4 separate regions of the Homo sapiens genome follow, and regions 2, 3 and 4 are each linked to region 1. A link is a contact called in ENCODE Hi-C or POLR2A ChIA-PET data. All regions are on one chromosome and are shown on one strand. The core of a region is the stretch at or near the end of the contact, and the rest is flanking DNA. Distances in the headings are between cores, read along the strand shown.

The links. A loop is a pair of places that touch in the nucleus more often than their neighbours do. ChIA-PET counts read pairs that join two places held with the same protein, here RNA polymerase II (POLR2A). Pooled maps may share reads with other maps.
Region 2: a loop to region 1 is called in a pooled map, with 4 times the contacts of the local background. The contact joins two enhancer-like sites. A Hi-C loop is called at or near these places in 5 of 50 pooled maps. POLR2A ChIA-PET finds 5 or more read pairs at or near these places in 2 of 52 experiments (CD8-positive, alpha-beta memory T cell and H1).
Region 3: a loop to region 1 is called in a pooled map, with 14 times the contacts of the local background. The contact joins two enhancer-like sites. A Hi-C loop is called at or near these places in 2 of 37 single-sample maps with no recorded cell type and 9 of 50 pooled maps. POLR2A ChIA-PET finds 5 or more read pairs at or near these places in 1 of 52 experiments (K562).
Region 4: a loop to region 1 is called in a pooled map, with 3 times the contacts of the local background. The contact joins two enhancer-like sites. A Hi-C loop is called at or near these places in 1 of 168 maps with a recorded cell type or tissue (mammary epithelial cell), 1 of 37 single-sample maps with no recorded cell type and 7 of 50 pooled maps.

Annotation. Positions count from the first base shown.
Region 1 is chr6:14,207,292-14,213,343 of GRCh38, reverse strand. No RefSeq gene overlaps it. Among named protein-coding and RNA genes, the nearest start is that of LINC01108, 75 kb to the left of the region's middle. RefSeq lists an enhancer at 1,620-1,679 and silencers at 1,930-2,369, 3,460-3,509. Within about 2 kb of position 2,228, at least 30 of the 41 ENCODE cell types and tissues checked have a DNase peak (open chromatin) inside an H3K27ac peak, as active enhancers do.
Region 2 is chr6:15,361,935-15,367,986 of GRCh38, reverse strand. All of the region lies in intron 1 of JARID2 (jumonji and AT-rich interaction domain containing 2), which reads right to left. Among named protein-coding and RNA genes, the nearest start is that of JARID2-AS1, 120 kb to the right of the region's middle. RefSeq lists an enhancer at 3,892-4,051. Within about 2 kb of position 2,511, at least 11 of the 41 ENCODE cell types and tissues checked have a DNase peak (open chromatin) inside an H3K27ac peak, as active enhancers do.
Region 3 is chr6:15,324,886-15,330,937 of GRCh38, reverse strand. All of the region lies in intron 1 of JARID2 (jumonji and AT-rich interaction domain containing 2), which reads right to left. Among named protein-coding and RNA genes, the nearest start is that of JARID2-AS1, 79 kb to the right of the region's middle. RefSeq lists a silencer at 3,624-3,673. Within about 2 kb of position 3,542, at least 2 of the 41 ENCODE cell types and tissues checked have a DNase peak (open chromatin) inside an H3K27ac peak, as active enhancers do.
Region 4 is chr6:15,284,609-15,290,660 of GRCh38, reverse strand. All of the region lies in intron 1 of JARID2 (jumonji and AT-rich interaction domain containing 2), which reads right to left. Among named protein-coding and RNA genes, the nearest start is that of JARID2-AS1, 39 kb to the right of the region's middle. RefSeq lists enhancers at 2,796-2,845, 2,866-2,915. Within about 2 kb of position 2,825, at least 3 of the 41 ENCODE cell types and tissues checked have a DNase peak (open chromatin) inside an H3K27ac peak, as active enhancers do.

The DNA.
Region 1 (6,052 bases), core at 979-3,478:
TCTCCAATCACTGGGTGATTCTGGAGGCTGGAAAGTCCAAGGTCAAGGTGCTAGCAGATTCAGTGTCTGAGGAGGGCCTGTTCTTCACAGATGGCACCTTCCACAGGTTCTCTCATGGTGGAAGAGGCAAGGCAGCTTCCTTCGATCTCTTTTATAAAAGCACTAATCTCATTCATGAGGGCTCCACCTTCATGACTTCATCGCTTTCCAGAAGTCCCACCTCTTAATACTGTCATATTGGGTATTAGCGTTCACAAACAAATTCTGGGGGGACATCAACATTCAGGCCATAGCAGGTTTCTCAGGGCCCAAAGAACAAAGCTCTTCAAGGAGGATTCAGCTGCATTTGGGGTTGGTGCCCTTGGGAGTGGCAGATGTGCACATGCTGGCTCTTCTGCGGATGCTTTTCTGGGTTTTCTCAATCCTCTTCCCCTGTTGTTGCCAGTTCACCAGCTGCAGCTCTGGGACATGGGTAGCCCCTGTTAGCTGGCACTCACTCGTCACCCTCAGGTCCTGGCATGTGCTGCTCACCTCGCCCCTGTGGGGGGATGTGGGTCCACCCTGCCTCTAGGGAGACTTAGTGCATGTATAACTCACTGGCTCTTGGAAGAAGAGGTGGCTCCAAATACCTCCTTCTCTCGCCACTGCAAACAGCCGTCTGCTTTGCAGGTTGCATCTGTCCTTACACCTCCCAAACTCCAGGAGACACCTAAAGCTCTTCAGGGAGTTCTCTGGAGCCCAAGTCATTTATCTTGAGGTAGGTGGAGAAGCAAAACATATAGACACCTCTCTAAAAAGAAAGACCCACTGCTGGCCTCTCCTGCATCCTTAGCCTCCTATCGTATCACCCCAAGGCGAGGCTGGTGTCGGTCCCTTAACAACACCCCAGAGAGGGTCTATACCTCACTTGAGAATGGGGGTGGGAGTTGTTTGACCCATATATTGTTCTGTGTTGGGGTCTCAGCAGAAATTCCAGCAGTCACGAACACAGAGTCCCTTTGAGTGTCCTGTTAGGGGCTGGAGTAGGCTGGGGGCATCTTTGGATATTACCTGGAGGGCAGCCCAGTGTGAAAGGCCTGACTACCAGGGAATGGAATCCGGGCTTCGTGGTGTAGACAATGGGCAGGCAAGGTGTGTTTCTCTTTCCTTTTCACATGTAGGTAAGTGCAGCCCCAGTTGCTGGACTTGCCTTCACATCCACGGACCTGCCCTTTCCCAGGGTCAGCTGGGTTCAAAGGGCTCTCAGAACGTTTTCTTTAAAGGAAAAATGGAGAGTGGCAAACGCGTGCCTAGGTGGGAGCAGGGAGTAGAGGGGGGCGGTTTAGATAGCAGTAAGGGGACATCAGACCAGCTACAAGCCAACAAGGAAAAAAGTGACGTAAGGAAAAAAATCCCAGGGAGCAGAGAGAAAAGTAGACTCCCCAATGCCTCGCAGTAAATGAGGACGCCTGGCGCCTGCGGCGAGGTCAACTGAGGTCAGACGAGCTTATCTCTCCTGTCCCGGGAATTAAGGGCATCCTGGGGACAGCTGCAGAGCAGGAGGCTCCCCGTGCCCTCCTCTTCCTAAGCAAGTCAGGATCCCAAGAGGCGCGTGCGGGGAGGCCCCTCCGAAGGGCTGCTGGCTTGTGTCTTCCACCAGCGCAAAGGGAAGCTATCGGTTGCTTCTGCAGTGAGGCAAGCTCAGCCGGACGCCCAGAAGAGAGACGAGGTGTCGCTGTCGGGGTGTCTGCCTGCCTCTTTAGGATCAATTATTAGCGTACAGATCCTAAAACAAAACAAAACAAAACACTCCTGAAAACATCGACTTGCCTCAGTGACAGGCCCCAAGTTCGGGACGCCAGGAGACGCCAGCGGGGCTGTGAAGTGCAAATCGCCCCGAGGCAACCCGAGAACGGGAGGACTGTCACCAGCCCGCCAGGAGAGTGCGATGCCCCGGTCCGTTCCGGAGCAGGGAAACTTTTGCGGGAGGCTGCGCTGGCACCGGCCGCCTGGCGCGGCTCGCGCGGACCCGGGCGACGGGACACGCAGCGCGGCACTGCCACCTTGTGGGCATCGGCGGCAGCGGCGCGGCGGGGCGAAGCCGGCGAGGCGAGCGACCCGCGGCTCGGAGCCCGACGCCGGCCAGCGAACGCCCGCAGGAACGCGCCGGCCGAGCGGGAGCCCGCGGGGGCGGGGCGCGCGGCTCCGGTCACGTGGGTTAGCAACAGGCAGCAGCCAATGAGAACGCGAGTCAGGTGGTGCGTGCGCCCGCCGCGCGCGGGAGGTAAGGGGCCCGGGAGGAGGCGTGGGCGCGCCACGGGCCCGGTGGGACCGCGGGTGGGGAAGTCCAGAAAGCTTGCTCTTCCCTGTCAGGAGCCGCCTGCCGCAGGCGGGATGAACGAGAGCTGTAAAATGGGACTGTCCCATTCCCACGCTCCACGGCTGCGACCCCTGTACGGGGCAGTGGGCGGCGGCGCGGGTAGGAAGCAGGCGGGGAGCGACGCGGAGAGCCCGATTTGTCCCTCCTCCAGCCACTTGTTGCTTATCCATGGGCCTGGGACTGCCATTTGGATCCACACAGGGGAATTAAAACAAAAAGAATAATGAGGCTCCTGGCCGTGGCGGGGTGCGCATTGGCCCTCTTGCCCTGCGTGTAGCAGGTGGAGGAGACAGGCTCCATCCTTAGAGCTTCCCAGAGCCCAGGGTTGGCCTGAAGACACCAAAGCAGAGGACAGCCAGGAATTGGGTCAGAAAGAAAAAGCTTCGTTGGTTTTAATTATTTTAAATAGAAAAGCCACATCCAAAAGTACCAATAATGATTTTTACAGTAAACCCACTATGTTGACATAAACCAGCCCACCCCTGAACGCACAGAAGACCGTAGCACAAACCGTGAGAGGCGTATTGAAGGACTGGGGCAAAATCAGGACCGACAGGCAAGCGTGGTTTCCATCAGGGTCTTACTCCTCTGGCTTCCTAGTTTAGGCAGATTTCACCCTGTTAATAGGGTCCGTGGATCGGTCTCTCTTTCTCTCCTCTCTCTCTAGCTCTCTATCTCTCTCCCTTTCCACCTCGTGTTTCATTCCTTTGAAACAAATCCAGGGAGCAGATGGCCTCAGAAGGGTATCTAATCCATGCCTGGCCTCGAGGCACGTACTATAAGCTGTGATACCGTGCTAAGGTGTTATTATAGAGACAAAAATATCTCAGACTGCAGGATCTAGCCATCCTATTCTTAAAGTTCCCTAGGGAAAGATGTTGTACAATATTCTTTGATAACCTACTACAAATGCTAACCACTTTAAGTACAATATAAGAACCTTCTGATCCTAGGTTTTATTTGTTTCTATTTAAACTCATTCAGGGTCAGGCTACCCAGAGGGCAGTTGAACACCTGTCCGGTGGCTTATGGGAATGCCTTGCACGATGTGCACTTCCCTCCACCAGGATCAGTGTGTCTGCTGACACTGGGGACCATGCCTGAGACATAGGTACAATTGGGCTGTGCCAGGGCAGCTCAGAGAAAGTGATCCACTCTGATTCAGACCCTGCCAGCTGAGTTACTTACTTCCCTTACTTCCTTTTTTTTGAGATGGAGTTTCGCTCTTTTTGCTCAGGTTGGAGTGCAATGGTGCAATCTTGGCCTACTGCAACCTCCGCCTCCCAGGTTCAAGTGCTTCTCCTGCCTCAGCCTCCCGAGTAGCTGGGATTACAGGTGCCCACCAGCATGCCTGGCTAATTTTGTATTTTCAGTAGAGACGAAGTTTCACCATGTTGGCCAAGCTGGTCTTGAACTCGGATCTCCAGTAATCTACCCGCCTCCGTCTCCCAAAGTGCTGGGATTACAGGCATGAGCCACCGCACCCGGCCACTTGCTTCTTTTAGAGAGCAGGCTTTGTGCACCTACCAGTGTTGAAATACACTACCTTAATGGTTATGCTTCTCCAAATTTGATATAGTATTTGATTTTTAAATGTACCATACTCTTGAGTTCCTGACCAGTACACTGTTTGAAGGATGTCACAAGGACGTGCATTTGAAAGTCTGAATCCACAAATATGTATTGTGCTCTAATTGCCAGGCCTGGGCTTAGATACTGGGGATACAGCATTGCAGCAGGGAATTTGCAGAATGAAATGGAACCGTGAAGAAAGGAAATGAAAATAAATCACCCTGTTTCCATAGTCACCTCCCCCACACTAGTGGACTATTCTCTCTTAATCGGCTCCCTCAAACTCCTGCCTCTAGGACCTTCATTCTCTCTGACTTCTTTGATCATGGAGCAGTAAGATCACCATATGTTGGATATTGTTAAATAACATGATATGTTGGGAAAAGTCATGCACTAGGAATGAAAAAAAAACATACAGCTAGCTTCAGCCCTGGCTCTGCCACTTGACAAAATCCATAACTTTCTACAAAACTTTAAGATCTGAATCTTGGAATCTTAGTTTCCTAATCCCTAGAATGGAATAAAGAGTCTTACTTGGCAACTCCACAGGTTCAAGATTCCAGGCCTCAGTTTTCTCATCTGTAAATTGAGGGGTTTGACCTAGATTTACAGCTTGCAAATTTTCCTTAGAAGTGATTCCCCATTTATAACAAAATCCAACATAAAACCCCAACATATAAAACAGATAAAGACAGACTTGCTTTAATGGCCCTGAGGCAGAAAGCTCTGAGTCCTATATACTCTCTTCTCCTACCTTTTAAAGGCCTTGAGGCATCTGTGCAGAACCCTGGGGTTTCACTGAACACAGTTGGAAACTCACTGTGCTAGGTGATTGTTTTAAAGTACCTTCCATTTCTAAAATTCTATAAATCAAAATTTCCTAACATTGTATATTTCTATGATGAGATTTAACCCGTTTTCTTTCTTCATTTATTTAATTATGTTATAGGAGATAGTCGCAAGCTAAAACCAAAATATCTTTCATCACTCCCTCCCTATTTGTAAAGCCAATCTCTCTGCCACAGGGAGGAAAAAAGATGTTGATGGAACACGTATGGTGTAATGAGAAAAACACAATGGGGATGAGAAGATATTAGTTCCAACCTTGGTCCTGCTTTTAACTAGTTCCATAACTAGTTAGCTTGATCAAGGAATCTTATTAACCTACCTAAATCCAGAAAATTAAGAGGTTGGGTGACTTAGTAATCACAGTCATGCACATGAGCATTGCGGGAGCCTGTGCCCTCATGGCCTTCCTTAAATAATTCAATTCCAACTCAGCCTACAGGCTGACTTGCTTTATCAACCTTTCTTCAATATATATATCCTCACCCCAGAGGGAATGAAGGGTGAGAAGACAAATTAGGTTGTAAGTGACACCACCAGGACATCAAAATAGAAATATCAACTCAATCATTGTTATGTTTGCACAGATGGTTCAAGCCCACAGCACGCCTTGACCCCAGCTCACCACGCAGGAGGCACATCTCCATTAAGACAGGGTTCATGCAATATACACGTTCATAAGGGCAAACTACAAAATCTTAAAAACCCCAGAGTTTGGAGAATGTTTAAAGGAAACAGTCTGGGTTAAGGACCCAGGACCTGGGGTTCAACCAAAAGGAATGACCCCACAAAGGACAAACAGTATGATTCATTGCCTCTGAGTGTGCACATCCTGGGAAAAGGCAACTTTAGGGGTGGACACAAGAACAACAGCTCTGGTCATGGCTGTGACTTGGTTATAAGTTAACTTTATGGGTCACTGAGTGTCTGGAAACAAACTATAAAAAGAAGAAAGGGTGGCCCAGGCAGCTTTCTGTTGGAAATGGCTGTGACCAGTTGCTTCTGGAAGGGAGATGTATTGACTGCAATAAAACTTGATAGGCTCAGCACTTGTCTGTTAAGGCTAGAATCGGAAGTCAACTTTGGACCTGAGTAATTGGTATAAATTTGTGTATAAGGGCAAGACAGAAGGGATTTTATTCCAAGTGGTCAACAATATGGTGTCCAGCTGCTGCATATGATCTGCCTTCTCTCTGACCTCTAATCCCACGAGACTATCTGCATCATCTGGGGTAATCCTAATATCCAAGCAAGTGGATACACTTTCACTGTCAC
Region 2 (6,052 bases), core at 1,262-3,761, 1.2 Mb before region 1:
CTTCAATAATATGGGCCCTCAAAAATCTCTGAAAAGGACTCAAGTACATTAGTGCAAGAAAACAGAGACATCCAGGTCAGTAAAGCTCGCAGAATGGGTGCCACCCAGAGGATGATACTTGGAGTCGACTGGAAAGACTTGAAAACTCCATCATGATTGTACTAACAGCAAACCTCTCCTGGGGAAGCAGGAGTTGGGCAGTGAGCTCAGCACCACCTGCATTTAATAATCATGATTTCTCTGCTCAGCCTTCCTTTAGTATAAGGTCCACACCACTGCTTTCTCCCTTTAGAGTCAAAGGTATGGGGGAAACGAAGTAATCGTGAAACTTTTAGTTATTTCTAGAGATGAATTCCAGAGTCTTGACGCAAATGTGGCATTGGTAGTCAGTCCATGGCAGATATCAGATCAGGAAGTAAAATTTCAAAACTCAGAAATGTGTTAGTAGCCAGAGATGTTAAATATGTAACTCACACTGACTCCTAGGTAAAAGCAAAATTAAAATTATTGGTTTGCAGAGGCTTCATGTAAACAATATATGAAAAAAAACTATTATTAGTAGTGGGGATAGAAGTGGGAGTAGGGGAAGGAATTTTCTATTACTAGCCTACAATTGGCAAACCATCGTTATGCAATTTGTTCATACCTTGGTTTTTATTATGGTTTCAAATTCAGGCCATCTTGATTTGGGAGAAGGAAACAAAGATGAAAAAGCATGGGTTAAAGGAAAACACATTTCTGATCAATTAAAAATCAATTTTCTGACAATTACATCTATTTAAAAATGGAAGACAGTTAATTTCCTATCACTTGCAGGCAAACTACCTTAGACACTCATGCTTCACAGGTAGAGTGGTCAAGTCATTTATTACCCAAATCAAGGGCACTGGTAGTAACGACAGGGAAATACCTCGTGGAAACTGGGTCATGGGTCAACCAACTCTACCAGGCCCCTTCCAGGAAATCTGAATCAATTAAAAACAAACCAAAAAAAGCCTACAATGACACAAAGACTTTTTTTTTAACCATATCTCCAAAAAGAAATAAAGCCACTACAATAAATATTATAAAACAAATATAACATAGACATAGCAGGATTGTAAGTGTGACACACATCTGTTCTAAAGTTGGAATTCAGACCCCCCACCAATGTTTTAAATAACAACCTGGTGATAAAGAGGCAGAAGGTGGCAACCTAGGTGCACTTACGGAAGGTGCTGCAAAAAAACAATCCTGCTTCCACTGGGCAGGGGCACAGGACATCAAAGGCTCTTCACAACCCCTAGTACCTAAAACCAACTGAAATGCAGAAATCGCCTTCGAATTGATGGGGCCATAGGAGACCAAGGAAAGGAGCACTCAGGATCACAGGCAGGAAGATCTCCTAACACAGAGCCTCTTTATTAAAATTCACAGAAATGCTAAGACATGGCAATTGGAGTTGCCAACCCCACCCCCCACCCCCCCCGCCCCCCCCGCCCCCCACCCACATATAGAGATCGCTAGAGCTCTACAGGTGGAGGGATGTGGCTACTTTCAAAAAGAAAAAGAAGTGCTTTTCCTGACTCCAATGCCCAAAGGACCAACATGCAATGTCATATCATGGGATTAAGGATGGTGGATCTGAACAACAGCCGTACAGAGCTGAATAGCAAATGAAAAAAAACATTCTAAAAAACTAGGCCCATGGACAAGGAAAGGATTGATTGCTATTTCCTCCTCCCAAGGATAAATGACTGGAATCCTGTACATGAATGCCTTTTATTTTCAGAACGTGTTTCTCATATACCTGCTGTTAAATCACCCTACTTGAAACAACTTGTGGCTGCCTGATATGCCAAACCTGTTCCAGCAACACTTTGAGAGAAAAACGAAAGCACCAAATAAAAAATTGGGAGGGAATGTTGATTCTTCCCACAGATTAAGTGTAAACAAAAATGGGGTTGGGGGTGATGAAGGAAAATGAGAAAGGTACAACTTCAACTTTGTCTAAAATAACCTTTTCTTCCCTTTTAACAAAGTAACAGTAGTACTAATAATTTCCAATTGATTTAATTCCAAAAAAAAAAAGTAGTCTGTCAATATTCAAATAAAGTGAAGCCTGAGTAACATTCACAACTGGAAATAAGGGGCCAGGAAACATCTTGAGAGAAGAAACTTACTTACTGAACTTGTGAATGATGTTCCCTTGCCTAGGGTTTAAATTAAAAGCACTTCAAAGCAGCAAATTTCTTCAGACAGACATGCTTCCCAGGTTAGGGTAAACGGCCTGAAAATGCTTCTGCAAGGAGAGTTTTACTTCTTCCAAACTCCCATTAAATAATGTGTACTTATCTTTGATTACTGCCTATTTAAAAAAAAAAAAAGCTGCAGCTGAAATTGGATTAAGAACTTCTGCTGAAAACGATTTATTGCATAACACAACTCTGACAGGCTGAATCTCCGGCCACCAACTGAGCCTTTATAAAAATCTGCTGGGCAGCTGCCAAGTCAGCTCTTTTGCGTCTGAGCATGTCAGACATCCGCCGTCGTCAAGGCAGCAGCATGGCAGCAAGACGTCCGCACGCTCATGGTTAAAGGGTGCAGTCAGGGAACAGAGCAGCCAGAACCACGCAACACGGCATTAAAACCTCCTGCAGTGCTGGATCTGACGGTTCGCTTTTTCAATGTAATCAAAAAAGACCCAAGATCTACAGCAGGATTATCTTCCAGCATCTAACAGACACCTGGATTGTCAATGTACCTTCACTGATGGAGTGGTGGCGAGGAAATCAAATTACAAATAAATTATTGGCCAGTGTCTTCAAAAATCAAATCAAATAAATAGTTCAATATCACCAATGCCAGTGTGCAACTATATATGACTTCACTTTGGGAATTTATGTTACTAGAATTTCCTTGGGAATTTATGTTAATTTATTTACAAAGAAATTCTAATATTTGGATCTTTTAATCACTAATGCCTTTTTATGTTCATTATGATATACCCCCAAAAAATCCCCAAATGCCACATTCTAATCTGCACCGTCTAATACAGTAGCCACTAGTCACATGTAAGTACTTATAATTAACTCAATTAAAATTTAAAATTAAGGTCCTTGAGTCATGCTGGTCACATTTCAGTTACTCAATGGCCACAATCCGACCACCTGTCAATGGACAACACAGCTACAGAACGGTTCTGTCATCACAAGAAGTTCTTTTGGACAGCACTGACATATCTGCATTAAATTGGATAGGGTTTCAATTGACATTGCGTGTTACGTGATAGTGCATTTTACTACGTCCCTGAGAGTCTTATGTGCCTTATGTGTTACTCCATTTACCAAGAAAACTGTGGGAGATAAGAAATCTTTTACAAGAAAATTAGAGTCTAAAGCAGGCAAGAACTATTCAAAGTGCAGACATCCACTCATACAACTCTCCAGGTTGGAAGTGGTTCCAGTCCTGTGGGGCACATCTGGCCTCTAGGGGTTTTGCAGGAAACCCCTCTTGCAGGAAACATCCTGAAGATGAAGTAAAGTCTGTCTGCAAAGCCTTGAAGACACACTGCTTTCCTACACCTTCAAATCCTTTTCTAAGGAAATCACTACAAAATAAAGCCTCCGGGATTGAGGCCAGACAAAAACCAGTCCTATCCACCAGCCAGTCTCCAAGTACCCACAGGGTGGCCAAAACAGGCTTGATTTGATTCATGGTTGCCCCTTACTGACAGGGCTGGTTAGAATTACGGCCCTGTGGGTGATGGAAAGGAGTTAGTGCTGCTGTTTCTTCCACCAGGACCCAGGACACTGCTGGGGGATCATTTTATGAGATCAATCAATGCCTGACTGACTCGCTGGCTTTTTTGGTTGAACAATAACTACCCCACCCGAACCCCAGCAAGGAAATAAACAGAAGTATACGTATATTGTCACAAGACTGGTTATCTCTGGTCATGTTATATTACAAACCACCAGTTTATTTTTGTCTATCTCATGCAAATTTCCACACTAACAGAAAGTCTACAAATAAACTCTGTCCTTGGACTTAACATAAACTGACATATTGCCTTATTTTTTCCAGAAACAGATAAAGTTGTCTCATATGCCTTAACCCCTTCCTGTGTCCTCCAGCCCTCCCAATAATTAATAACCACCCTGGGATTGGCACCCTTTCATTACAGGTATGGGCCTCCAGAAACCATTCTGATGCACATTTTCCCTCCAAAAAGCATTTCCCACTAATAACGTGTGTCCACCAAGCGACAGGGCACACACATTTCCTGTACATATTCTCTTCCACATTTTTCAACTAGCATACTTATCACACAAACATTTTTAAATGCTGAAACTGAGGTTCAGAGGTGTGAAGTAGTACAGATCACATTCTGACTAGTCTGTGTCTTACTCGCCTTTTATGTTCCTGAGACATAGCAATGAGTCCAGCACGTAGCAGGCACTTGAAGGCCATTCCAAGACACAACACAGGGAAACAGGTGGCAGGTGGAAAGAGTGAGAGGTACAAAGAAGCCTGGATTCCAATTCTGGAATTCTGTGAATCTTACAGTGGCTCATGTGTAAAACAAATAATTATCTAAGGCAATGGTGGCAAACTTGAGCAGACATCAGGAACACTCCCAGGGCTTGTGAACACACACTGTGCACAGCCTCCTTTCGCTGAGATTCTCTCAGGTGATGCTAATGCTGCTGGTTCAGGGATTACACGTGAGAAGTGCTGGTGTTTGAACAGCAGACATGCAGCCTATTCAACTTTCATCCTAGTCTTCCAGGAAAACTGTTCTCACTGCCATGAGAAACACTCTAATTGCCAAATTTAACGCAAACTTTTTATCGGCAACTGGACTCTCCCCTGGTTTTCCTGCCACACTAAAATACCTTTTCTGCTGTTTCATCACCTCCACCACCTTCAAGTTTGATTCTTCTGCCGTCCCCTTATCTCCAATCATAATCTAAATACTGATAACTACTAAATCATCTTCTTGACAATCTCCTCCCTCCCCACCACAACCCTCTCCACACCACCTTCCTGGCTACTCTGGTCTAGAAACCGAAACTGGACTTGGCACTTTTTTTCTCATTGTTGACATTTGCTTTCAAAATCCAGGTAATCCTGTCTGTCTCTCAATTCCTTGGATACCTATTTAAACCAGAAATCTCATCTCTTTCCAAAGACAAGAAATCTCCTAAAATGTCTCTACCACCAACTAATCCCAATTCCAACCATCTACCCCACGTTCTTTCTCTACAAACACAGCCACGCTGCAATTTGACACCATCCATGTCACCACTTCCCCTACTGAAGCCTTTCCATGGCTCCCCAGAATCTCAGAAGAAAACTCCAAATTTCCTTGCAGAGCCCATAAAGACCTATCATCAGCCTAACTTCCCTTACAGGCTTTAATTTCTACACAACTACCAACACCCCTAATTGATAAGGTATGAGCATCTCATAGGGGCAAAAGCTCTCATCGTCAGACCCCGTGTCCAAACAAATGCCAGTGTTTACTAACTGCATACTGATCATGACTTCAACAGTAATGCTACGGTAAATAGAGTTGCCTTTCTCAAGAGACAAGAATAAAAAGTCCATTCTCAATTCTTTTTCATACCAATGTGTTGGCACCTAGAAATAAACAAGTAGTCTTAATTTACCAGCTATGTCTGTTTCACTTACTGACCTAAGGCTGGCTGTTCGTTCTGTATTGCAAAGAATGCATGATCCTATGTAACCCTGAGAGAAGACCTCAATAACACTTAAACTGATATATTTTCGACAAATTAAATGACTCCTCTTCCAGGCCTGGTGGGGCAGCTCATGTCTGTAATTCCAGCACTTTGGGAGGCGGGGGGGGCGCAGATCACCTGAGGTCAAGAGTTCAAGACCAGCCTGACCAACATGGCGGAACCCACTAAAAATACAAAAACTAGTGGGGCATGCTGGTACATGTGTAGTCCCACCTACTCTGGAGGCTAAGACATGAGAATCACTTGAACCCAGAAGGCAGAGTTTGCAGTGAGCTGAGATCACACCACTGCACTCCAGCCTGGGA
Region 3 (6,052 bases), core at 2,293-4,792, 1.1 Mb before region 1:
AACACATAACACTCTTTCCCAAAACCTGAAAGAAGTCACCTTTTAAAAACAGACTACTTTGAAGTATTCTGTCTCCCCAAGACAGGAAAGTGAAGAATGGAAGGAGGACTTAAAATATATATTTTTTGAGAAAGCTTTTGATGTGACTTTCCCAGTATTAAACAATACCTCTTAGCAATGATTGCATCTTTTGGCTGATTCACCAATAATAATGACCACGCAGAGAAGTTTCTGGCTACACTATTTCCATTACTCATTCTGTGAAGTGTTCAAAATGTTAAATGTTTTGACTGTTTTCCTAATTTACACTCTATGCTTTTAATATATTAGAACTGATTTTTGAAATACATTGTCCCTTTAATAAACACCAGGCACTAATCTAAGATTGCCAACCTAAGTCATATTTCTACTGGAAGAAAAAATACACTGAAACAATTAACATTATTGGAAGAAAAAATGAAAAAAGAAGAGGGCAAAACCCACACACCATACTTCCTCCGGTAATGTGGTCGTGACCACTGTGTTGTATCAAACTCTGGCCACACAAGTGGATCAACTTAACCATTCCAATGCTGGCGCAGGATGTGGATTCGGTGGTATTAATGAGTGCGCAGGCTTATAATGTAACCTCACCAGACCAAATAACCTCCTGGCCACACAAGTAGAAAATAATTAAAACAAGCACGATTCCAATTTAGCTTTGTATACCAGATGGTGAATGAAAAAGCAGACAAAGACTCGTTTTGTGAATAACCTGGGGAACAGCCCCTATAGTTTCTTTTAAAGTTACAGCCTGACTTGTGAAATCAAAGAGGAAAGGAAAGAATACAAACGTTCTCACCAGAATTCACTCCTAGAGCACATATATATCCTTTTCCTTAGGTCATGACCAGAGAACATCACAACTCATTCCTTAAATGAATGTCAAGTTTAATCACAGTAAAAACCCAGAAACCCAGTGAAAATTAAGTGGGGGCAAGAATCTGCTGAACATCTATTTCAATGTTGAGCTCTGAGCTGTATGTAAAGAAATATATGAGATATGTTTTTTAAATCATCAGGACTACAAAACAACAAAAGTCACTGCCCAGATTCTACAAAGATCACTCCCAAAAAATAGACAATATTTGCAACCTAACAGAGACTCAGGCCTTCTTTTTCCTCCCCTCAAGAATAAGGGCATGTCATGGATGGGCAAAGGAAGAAAACATTTTAAAACCCAAAGATTCCTAACTTTGCACAAGAACTCTGTCAGCAGTCTAGAAATGGGAAGATAAAATCCGAATGGCTGGCTGACCTTCACAGACTAGACAGAGCGCATGCGGTTTAACCCGCTTATTAAAGATAAAAGCTGCATTCATGAAAGGGAGACATTAACTAATCTGTGCATCCTCCAGTGGGGATAAGGACAGCAAAAGAGGCCATCATACAGTCCAGTACTCCTTGAGATTTACAGTGAGCTTGCCCTGAGTCAAACAGCAAAATTGTGAGCTAGTTTATTTCAGCACAATAATCTTCAAACTTTTCTGTTAGATCCCAGCAGGATGTCAACTCTCCCTATAAACCCTACCCCTGCTTGCTGCTAGCAGCAGCTGACTTCCCCAGGCCCATCCCTCCCCAACTCACTCATTGCAGGATTAATCACAACCACAAAGCAGAAGAATCCCAGGCCAGAGTCCCAAGGGATAGTAAGATGATGACTAAGGAGGGAATTACAGGCTTGGGGTGATACCAAAATAATCCCCCAAAAAAAAAAAACCATATTAAAGAGACATTTGTTTCTGCCTCATTCAATTTAAGCATCAACAAAGATTATTTCTTTGGGTTCCTAAATCCTGTTTCTGACCTACTTTGTTTCCTTGACACAATGGGTTTACAATAGGTGTACAGATGCTCATGTGGCCCCAAGGGAAAAAGAAGAACTAGAAAAAAAAAGCCCATTATTAAGATACTACATTTGAAGATCTCTCTGGCTTTTACTGCTGGTCACTGTTCACAGGCTTCTTGAACAAGGCAGGTGCCTCCATGCCCATCCCCACACAGGTGGGGCCTCAGCAGCTAGACATCTAAGGAAGGGTCCTTTGCACTCTACATACTTGACAGGTACCCTTCCTGCAGCAATAATAGCCCATGCCATATTAACATGTGCTGCACAGGTGTAAATGAAGTCATCGTGAATTTGAAACAGAGGAAGGTGTTTCTTGACCATCTGAATCTCTTACTTTGAGGCCACAGACACACATTTTGACTGTATGGATGTTCTGAAGTCTGGAGTAAACGAGGCTGTGGTCCTGGCTTTAACACTTACTATATTACACTGGGCAACCTAGATAAACAATTGTATACATCAAATTCTGCTTCTGGAACAACAGGATTAAGCAGTCAATAAAATTTAGCAATGTTCTAAGCACCATACATCTAATCACTTAACGCTCCCAATGACACTAAATGATAATAAGTTTTTCTATTACCTTCGATTTTCAGCATTTCAAGTAACTACAGGTATAAGGCAGCACAGTAACTTGCAACCTGCAACAGCAACCTGCAGACACTGGTGTTATTAGGAATTGCAAGTAATACATGTAAAGCATATCATCCTGCCCAGTGCCTGGTACACAGCGGGTGCCCAGTAAATAGCAGCTTTACTATGTTTTGGAGAATTTGGAGATCCTGTTCACAAGCTCTATCGCTACCTGAATTCCATACAGGTGACTTTGTGGGGGGTGATCTTTGCTTCTTCGGACCTCAGAAGAGGTCCTGGAAAGCCCTTCCAGGAGTGTTGCAAGCCACTGACCCTTAAAATTCACCTCCTGGTTCCCTTCATGAACTCTCACACAGAGGAGAGTCTTCCATTGCACCAATATTTATTGAACAGCTACATGTCCTGGGCCTGTAATAAATATTCACTGGCAATCCACTAAGATGAATCAAAGGTGGCTAGGCTGGGGATGGTAGGGGTTCTCTGAAAACAAACAAGATACTGTATAATGTGTGTGGAGACAAATACAAACGAGGTGCACAACACAGCTACTCCAACACGGAAAATGCATCTAAGTGGGGGATGAAAAACGCTTCACAAAAGACATAACATTGAGCCTTGAAGGACAAGAATGTGAAAGTAAAGACAGCAGAGACCGCGTTGCAGTCCAGGTCACAACCAAGCCCATTCATCTGCTTCTTGAATTTATTCTTTTTATAAAGACTGTCCTAGAACCAAATTTCTATAGTTCTGCTGTTTTACCCCAGAGATTGCTACGTGCCCTTCTTTCCAAGGCTTCCTGTGTCCTTTATGACCTCCCTCCCTCATTCTTAGTCCTCTCTACTCCTCCCCACCACCCACTGGCAGCATGCGGGGATGCACGCACATGCACACGCACACACACGCGCACACACACACACACACACACACTCTTCCAGAATGGAAGGGATGGCAGCTGAATGCAGTATCACTCACATTTATACCTGCCCTAGATGCCATCATCAGATCTCCCCCTCGTGGCCTCACCAAGTATGCTGAATGTTACACATACTGCAGAGTTATGCCCTGAGACTGATAAGGGACTATAATATGAAAATGTGCAGGGGTGGGGTGGAGGCGAGTCAAAAGGCACCTATGCAGCCAGCTATGATAGCACCACTGCACTCCAACCTGGGTGACAGGGCAAGACCGTCTCTTAAAAAAGAAAACAAAAAAGGAACCTAGAAGTTACCATTTTTATTTGTCTATTTAAAAAACAAATTTTTAAAAAAGAAACAGCACCAACCCCAAAAAAGAAAAGGAGGAAGGAGGCTAACAGAGTAAGAGAAAGGGGAGAAAAAAGATCCCAAAGCAAAACCCATCAGCCGTGTTTCAGGTCGGGCCCAAATGTTGCTGCCAGATTAAATGACCCACCTTCACTCTCAAAAGCTGTGGCACTTGGAACAAGTGACCTCATTTCCTCAAGAACAACAAATTAAAGGGACAGAGAGATTAAAAACAAACATGTTTTATCAACCCAACCAGTATCAATGTATAGACCTTATTTGAAAACATGAGACTGACAGTAGGGGAAATCTGAACACTTGACTCATTATGTTATCATTATCATGGGTATGTTTTCTCTAAATAGAATTCACAGCTTTTAAAAATTAATGCTGTGCTGGACGTGGTGGCTGACGCCTATTATCCCAGAACTTTCGGAGGCCAAGGTGGACTGATCACTTTAGGCCAGGAGTTTGAGACCAGTAAGGCCAACATGGTGAAACCATGTCTCTACTAAAAATACAAAATTATCCATGTGCAGTGGCACATACCTGTAGTCCCAGCTACCTGGGAGGCTGAGGCATGAGAACTGTCTGAGTCTGGGAGGTGGAGGTCGCAGTGAGCGAAGATCGAGCCACTGCACTCCAGCCTGGGTTACAGAGCCAGAATCTGTCTCCAAAGAAAATAAAAACATTAATACTGACAGGCCAGGCGTGGTGGCTCACTCCTGTAACCTCAGCACTTTGGAAGGCTAAGGCATGGGGCCAGGACTTCAAGGACAGCCTGAGCAACATAGTGAGACCCCATCTACCAAAAATAAAAATTAGCTGGGTATGGTGGTGCACACATGCGGTCCTAGCTAGTGAGAAGGCTGAGGCGAGAGTATTGCATAAGCCCAGGTGTTTGAGGTCACAGTGAGCTATGATGGCACCACCACTGAACTCCACCCTGTCTCCACCTTCCACCCCCCAAAAAAATGTCTGAGATTTGCTTCACTTAGAGTAAAGGTGTAAATGAAACAAAATTCACCATGGGTTGATACTTCTGCAATTAGGAGAGGCTGCATAGAAGTGTACTGCATATTTTCAGGACTCAAAAAAGCTACTGTTTACCTGGGTTTCATATACACATTGATATTTACCATACTAGAAATTAAAACAAATTTCATATTAATTCATTTAGAAAATTATACAATCATTACATGTTAACAGAAATAAAATTTTTATGAAAATTGTATTTTACACATTGAAAAAACTGTGAGAAAAGTGGCACTGCTTTCCACTTCTGCAAAAGTCTTTAATATCTGGCTTAACGGGAGTCAACACAGTTCTCATAACTCAATTCAATCTGATGCAATATCACATATCATGTAGTATCTGGAAAGCCCCACTGCACATTTGTGAGAAAATGAAGACAATAATGTCTCAGTTTTTACCATGGTACTACTTTTCGCCTTGGAAACTCCCAGGAAGGGACTATGATCTAGGGATCCCTAGATGACAGTTTGAGAACCGCTGTGATGGAGCAAAGTCTATGGCGGTAAATAAGAATTTCCTTGACTTAGCAAGATTTCTACGATCCTCTTTACTCTGGTGAAATCAAAGTCCCAAGTTGACAAAAAGAACATCATGTCACCCCTGAACACCCTCCTGCACACCACACCATCATGAAGAAAGGGTCTCTGTAGTATGGACTGGTCAAAGTACCCTTAGACATTCCCACAGCTAAATTCAGGACAAGCTGTGAATGTTCAAGATGTACTTCTAGACCGCTGATCCCTAATAGGAAATCAATATGCTGGGTCTCTTGACAAGCAATTTTCTTTTAAATTAAATAGGGGGAAAAAAAGGATAGATTACAATATAACACGGAGAGTGAGGCTAAGCTGAAATTGTTTCAGTTGTGTGTGTGCACACACACAGGTAGCCACAAATACTGGGTCTCAATTCGAAAGTTCTTATTGCAAATAAAAGTCAAAATTAACAACAACACAATTCCCTCAGGTACAAGGTACAGATTATAAAAGTCTTTATAAAGAAAGAAAATGGGAAGAAAAACCATGTTTGAAGAGGAAGTAAAGGTGGTGACTAAATTAAGTTAAAAAAATCAAGTTTTGAAATTGTGGTATGGTCCTCATTAAAGAAAAAAAAAGAAATTATAAACACATACGAATACACAGAAAAACTCTAAAAGCATCTCCTCCAGCAAGGGATTTAGGCAGGCTTGAGTGCAACTTATTACTTTATTCCTTTCAGGGCTGTTGAAATTCTTTGACAAAGGGCAGGGAATGCTTTCAGAGTTTAAAACAAC
Region 4 (6,052 bases), core at 1,576-4,075, 1.1 Mb before region 1:
GGTGACAGCGCAAGGCACTGTCTTGGGGGGGAAAAAAACATCCAAAAACTATTCAGCAACCCTTCATCACATGAGATTGATTCTGGCCAAATACTAACCCTACAAACTGTGTACAGAAAGCAGTCAGGCTGACAATACCAAGCTGTCAAGGATGTGGAACAACTGGAACACTTGCAAAATGGTTCAAGGACATTGGAGAAGTGTGGCAGTTTCTTATAATCCTCAACAAAGACTACTTTATGGCCCAGCAATTACACACCTAAGTATTTACCCACAAGAAAGGAAAACATGACTACAAAGAGTCTTGAACACTAATGTTCACAGCAATAACAGCCAAAAATGGGAAACAATCTAAAGTTTATCAGCCAGCACATCAATAAATTGTGGTATGTCCATACGATGAAGTATTATTTGGCAATGAAATGAAATGAACTGATAAATACAACAACATGAATAATCTGAGACCATTATGCTGAAAATAATGGACAAGCTATAGTGACAGATATCAAAACAGTGGCTGGGAGGGGATGAGGAAACACATTTGGAGTAATGAAAATATTCTCTATTTCAATTGGGTGGTGATTACATAGGTATGTATAATTAACAAAACTGTATGCTTGAAATGGGTGCATTTGACTGTCAATTATACAGCAATAGAAGCTCACTAATTTGTCTGAGAAAAATTTAAAATCTTCTCCCTCCTTCTTTCCATGAAGACAAGTGGTTTAGTGACTTGTACATTCCACAATTTTGCCAAGTGCAATACACAGTGCTTCTTGTCCCAATTATATCATGTTTTTTATTTTTGTTTTTTTGAGACAGAGTCTCACTCTCTCACCCAGGCTGGAGTGCAGTGGCACCATCTCAGCTTACTGCAACCTCCGCCTCCTGGGTTCAAGTGATTCTCCTGCCTCAGCCTCCTGAACAGCTGGGATTACAGGAATACACCACCACGCCCGTGTGTATTTTTAGTAGAGACAGGGTTTTACCTTGTTGACAAAGCTGGTCTCAAACTCCTGACCTCAAGTGACCCACCTCATCCTCCCAAAGTGCTGGGATTACAGATGTGACTCACTGCGCCCGGCCTTAAAACATGGTTTTTTTTTTTTACAATTTAAAGAGTAAGAAGGGGCTGGGCAGTGGCTCATGCCTGTAATCCCAGCACTTTAAGAGGCCGAAGCGGGAGGATTGCTTGAGCCCAGGAGTTTGAGACCAGCCTGGGCAACACAGCAAGACCTGTCTCTATTTTAATATAATAGTAACAAACGATTTAAAAAATAGAAGAATTGGCTTTATGTAACAAAATAAAAGATTTTCTTTTTAGACAGTTACCCACAAAAGAAGGACACCAGACTACTGCTGACAGTGTTCTGCATGCACCATTCTTAACTATTTTTCATTATTCTTTTTTATTTATTTATTTTGCTCTCGCCCTGCCTTATGGTGCTGACTCTTCATTATTCTTGTGTCCCTCGATGCTTCCCTTGGACTTACCCTTCTGCTGGAGGAAATCATATTCACTTCTTCAAGCCCCAGCTCAAGTGCCACCTCGTTGGATTAACTGTTAACGGGGTTTCACCAACCCCAATCAAGATCATTCATTTGTCTGTGCTGTCCCCAGTGGTGACACTTCTCCTCCCTCCGTGGCTTGGACAACCACCCCTGCTCCTTGCCCCCAGTCCCTCAGTCTGAGCTCCACTATCCACTGCTCACTAACGAGAGAAGCTGACTCATCTCCGGCTTGGGTACCAGAGCTTACTAGCTGCTTTAAGGGTAGACCCTTCTTCACCTCGCCAGGAGGCAAAATCCAAGTAAGATTCACCATTGTAACCCCACAGGGCCTAGTTATGCCCTACAATAAGATCTCCTTTAACTGTAGAGAGAAGAAAAAGACTTCAATAGAAGCTCAAAGGGGTCTTAGGAGGGAACTCCCTCATTTTTGCAAAGGATCAAGCTGAGGCCTGAATAAAGTACACACTGATATAATACATGTGAAACATACTGGCCACTTACTATGTGTGAGCCACTGAGAAACAATCAGACTATCTTCATATAAACTATAAACAGCTAACATATAAAATCCCACCCTTGTGGATCTTATATTCCACTGCAAAGATTCAGACAAACAAGTAATAACGTTGGGCACTCGCTTGATATAGTTCAGATATTTGTCCCCACTCAAATTTCATGTTGAAATGTAATGTCCAGTGTTGGGGGACAGGGCCTGGCAGGAAGTGTCTGGGTCATAGGGGTGGATCCCTCATGGCTTGGTGCTGTCCTAGCAATCGTGAATGAGAGTTCTTGTGATATCTGGGTGTTTAAAAATTGTGTGGCATCTCCCCTTTTCTCCAACCCCCACCTCCTGACCATGTGAGGTGCCTGCTCCCACCCCTCCCACCTTCTGCCATGAGCAAAAACTCCCAGAGGCTTCCCCAGAAGCTAAGCAGCCATGTTTTGTGTACAGCCTGCAAACTAAGAGCCAATTAAACCTCTTTTCTTTATAAATTACCCAATCTGAGGTATTCCTTAGAGCAATCCAAGAATGGCCTAATATGCCACCATACCACCAATGTGCCTTCCCCTTTGCCGTGGTGGTCACTCTTTGGGACTGTCACACCTCCTGAGCTTTTCTCACAAGCTTTGTTCCATCTGCCTCAACTGCTATTTGTGTCATCCAAGATACAAGTATTCAAAGGCTGCCTGTGACACTGTGCTAGGTACTGGCAGATCAACGGTAAATGGGGCAGAAACAGTCACCACACCCCGAAAGCTCACAGAGCTCACAAATGGGGAAGTGGGTATTATACAATGCTTTTCATAAATGTCCATGATTCAAAGTGCTGAAATGAGTAGAGGGTGCAGCTATGGGCATGTTTAACATGGGCTCCTAACCTAGACATGTCTCCTCGAGGAAATGACACCGAAGCTAAGGCCAAGGTAAGACTCCCCTGACAACAGTGGGATAGCTCCAGACAAAGGCAGCAACTGCAGGAAGAAGGAAAAGAGATTCTCAGAGGTTCTGAAGTCTGTGAACTTGAATAGGGAAACAGTCCCATATTCACTTTCACCAATCTCTTGCTGAAATGTAACATTCCCTTATATTTTGAATATACGCCACACACCAAAAATGTAATTCTGTGTGAGTTTGGTATCAACACAAAAAATTGCAAATACTCTTATACTGATTTACAGTGGTTGCAGATTATCTTGAAATAACATCATTATTTTAAAATTACAATAATTAGACCCACTATGAGGACTTGTTATTCAACAAAGGACAAAGAAACATATTACCATATCACAAATTTGTTCTTTATCATTTTGATGGCTATATTTCAATGTCATGGGTCCCCTCTGTAATCCTGGGTATTTTACTTAAAAAAGTATTTGGAAATATTTTAAGAAGGGGTCACACATTTCACCCGATTGCAAAAGCACTTTTAGGAAAAAGAACCTATGATTAGAGAACAAGGAAAGAAAGGATCAAGAGGGGTTTTTTTGTTTGTTTGTTTGTTTGTGTTTTCTTTTTTTTTGAGATGAGAGTTTCACTCTTGTTGCCCAGGCTGGAGTTCAATGACGCCATCTGGGCTGACCGCAACCTCCGCCTCCCAGGTTCAAGCCTCAGGTTCAAGATTATCCTGCCTCAGCCTCCGGAGTAGCTGGGATTACAGGCGCCTGCCACCACAGCCAGCTAATTTTGTATTTATTATTTTTCTGACAATGGGAAAGAGGCAGCAGTTGTAATATGGATGGCTGTTATTCCTATTACCTTCTATTAAGAGGCGCTTTTTTTTTTTTTGAGATGGAGTCTCGCTCTGTCGCCCAGGCTGGAGTGCAGTGGCATGGTCTCGGCTCACTGCAAGCTCTGCCTCCCGGGTTCACGCCATTCTCCTGCCTCAGCCTCCCAAGTAGCTGGGACTACAGGCGCCTGCCACCACACCCAGCTAATTTTTTTTGTATTTTTATTAGAGACGGGGTTTCACCGTGTTAGCCAGGATGCTCTCGATCTCCTGACCTCGTGATCCGCCCGTCTCGGCCTCCCAAAGTGCTGGGAATACAGGCGTGAGCCACCACGCTCTGCCAGCAAAATTTCAATCGAAACACTGCAATGAGCCGGGCACTGTACCTCATGCCTGTAATCCCAGCACTTTGGGAGGCCAAGGCGGGTGGATCATGAGGTCAGGAGTTCAAGAACAGCCCGGTCAACATGGTGAAACCCCGTCTCTAGTAAAAATACAAAAATTAGCCGGGTGTGGTGGTGGGCACCTGTAATCCCAGCTACTCGGGCGGCTGAGGCAGAGAATCATTTGAATCCGGGAAGCAGAGGTTGCAGTGAGCCGAGATCACACCACTGCACTCCAACTCGGGTGACAAAGTGAGACTTCATCTCAAAAAAAAAAAAAAAGAATTCTTCCAATTATAAAATTAGATTGCTATTCTAACTCACATTCTATTATTGAAGTCTCACATTTTCAAAGAAAGCATTTCTGTTGTTTGTACTTGTTAACTTACTTAGCCACTCACCCAAAGGAGAGTCAAGCAATTGGCTTGTAGATGGCGCTACTGCACTCCAGCCTGGGAGACAGAGTGAGACTCAGGAAACAAACAAACAAGAAAAAGGAAACACTGCACTGAAAGGAAAAACTTCAAACTTCATATAACCAAGTTACAAAGAATAATCCCACTGCTCATAGTTATACATCAGAAATTGCAGGTTGTTGAGTCAACCACTGTCAACCTGCTGCTCTTTCATCAAGTGGGCTTTAAAATACAAGTGTGATACATAATGCATGTTTTATGCCAGCAAAATTCCTTTATACAAGATTCCAAAGGCTCTCCAAATTCTTTTATTGCAAGATGAATTTTTTTAAAAGGATGCATGGCTAGAAATCACACTTACTGTATGCAATGTGGAATGACTTACGAGATGCTGCCTTCTTTTCTAGAATTGTTATCCTCTAACCTCGTTTATTGGGGAACATGTTAGAGAACTAGAAAAGGTCTCAGGAATAAAAAGCAATTTCAAAGTCCACGCATGAAAGCAATGATACCCTCTATCTGGGTTTAACTTTACCTCATGTTATATATATATATATGTATTTTTTTCCTTATTTGTCATTTTTAAGTCATTCTATGACCAGATGTTTAACTTTACTTCACAAAGTAATAACCTAGTTAACTGACTTCCCATATTGTAATTAATTGCATAATGAAAATATACTTAAAGTACACTGACGGCTGGGCGCGGTGGCTCACGCCTGTAATCCCAGCACTTTAGGAGGCCGAGGCAGGCGGATCACCTGAGGTTAGCAGTTGGAGACCAGCCTGGCCAACATGGTAAAACCCAGTCTCTACTAAAACAAACAAACAAAAAATACAAAAATTAGCTGGGCGTGGTGGCAGGTGCCTGTAATCCCAGCTACTCAGGAGGCTGAGGCAAGAGAATCGCTTGAACCCCAGAGGCGGAGGTTGCAGTGAGCCAAGATCGTGCCATTGCACTCCAGTCTGGAGAACAAGAGCAAGACTTCCTTTCAAAAAAAAAAAAAAAAAAAAACCCAGAAAGACTCACATTAATGCAAAAGTTCAATTCAATGCAATTGTTCTGAAATGTTTTCAAAGCAGTTACATCATTTAAAAGAAATTTCATGAATGCTAAATATGTACAACAGATGAGAGCAAGCAGTGACTGCAATCCAGGTGAGGGGCGCAGAGCCAGTTCTTAGGGTGACTCTACCAGACCCAACTAAAGCTGTTTGTTGAAGGGCAAGCTCCTAGCTTTATGTTTGCTGCCTTTCAAAAGTAAACACAATAGCATAATGGATGTTAACTCTTTTTCAACCTTATTTTGTCCTTTCTTATGAAGGATTATAAAACAGCCAGGCACAGTGGCTCACACCTGTAATCCCAGCACTTTGGGAGGCTGAGGTGGGTGGATCACCTGAAGTCAGGAGTTCAAGACCAGCCTCGCCAATATGGTAAAACCCCGTCTCTACTAAAAATACAAAAATTAGCCAAGCGTGTTGGCAGGCGCCTGTAATCCCAGCTACTTGGG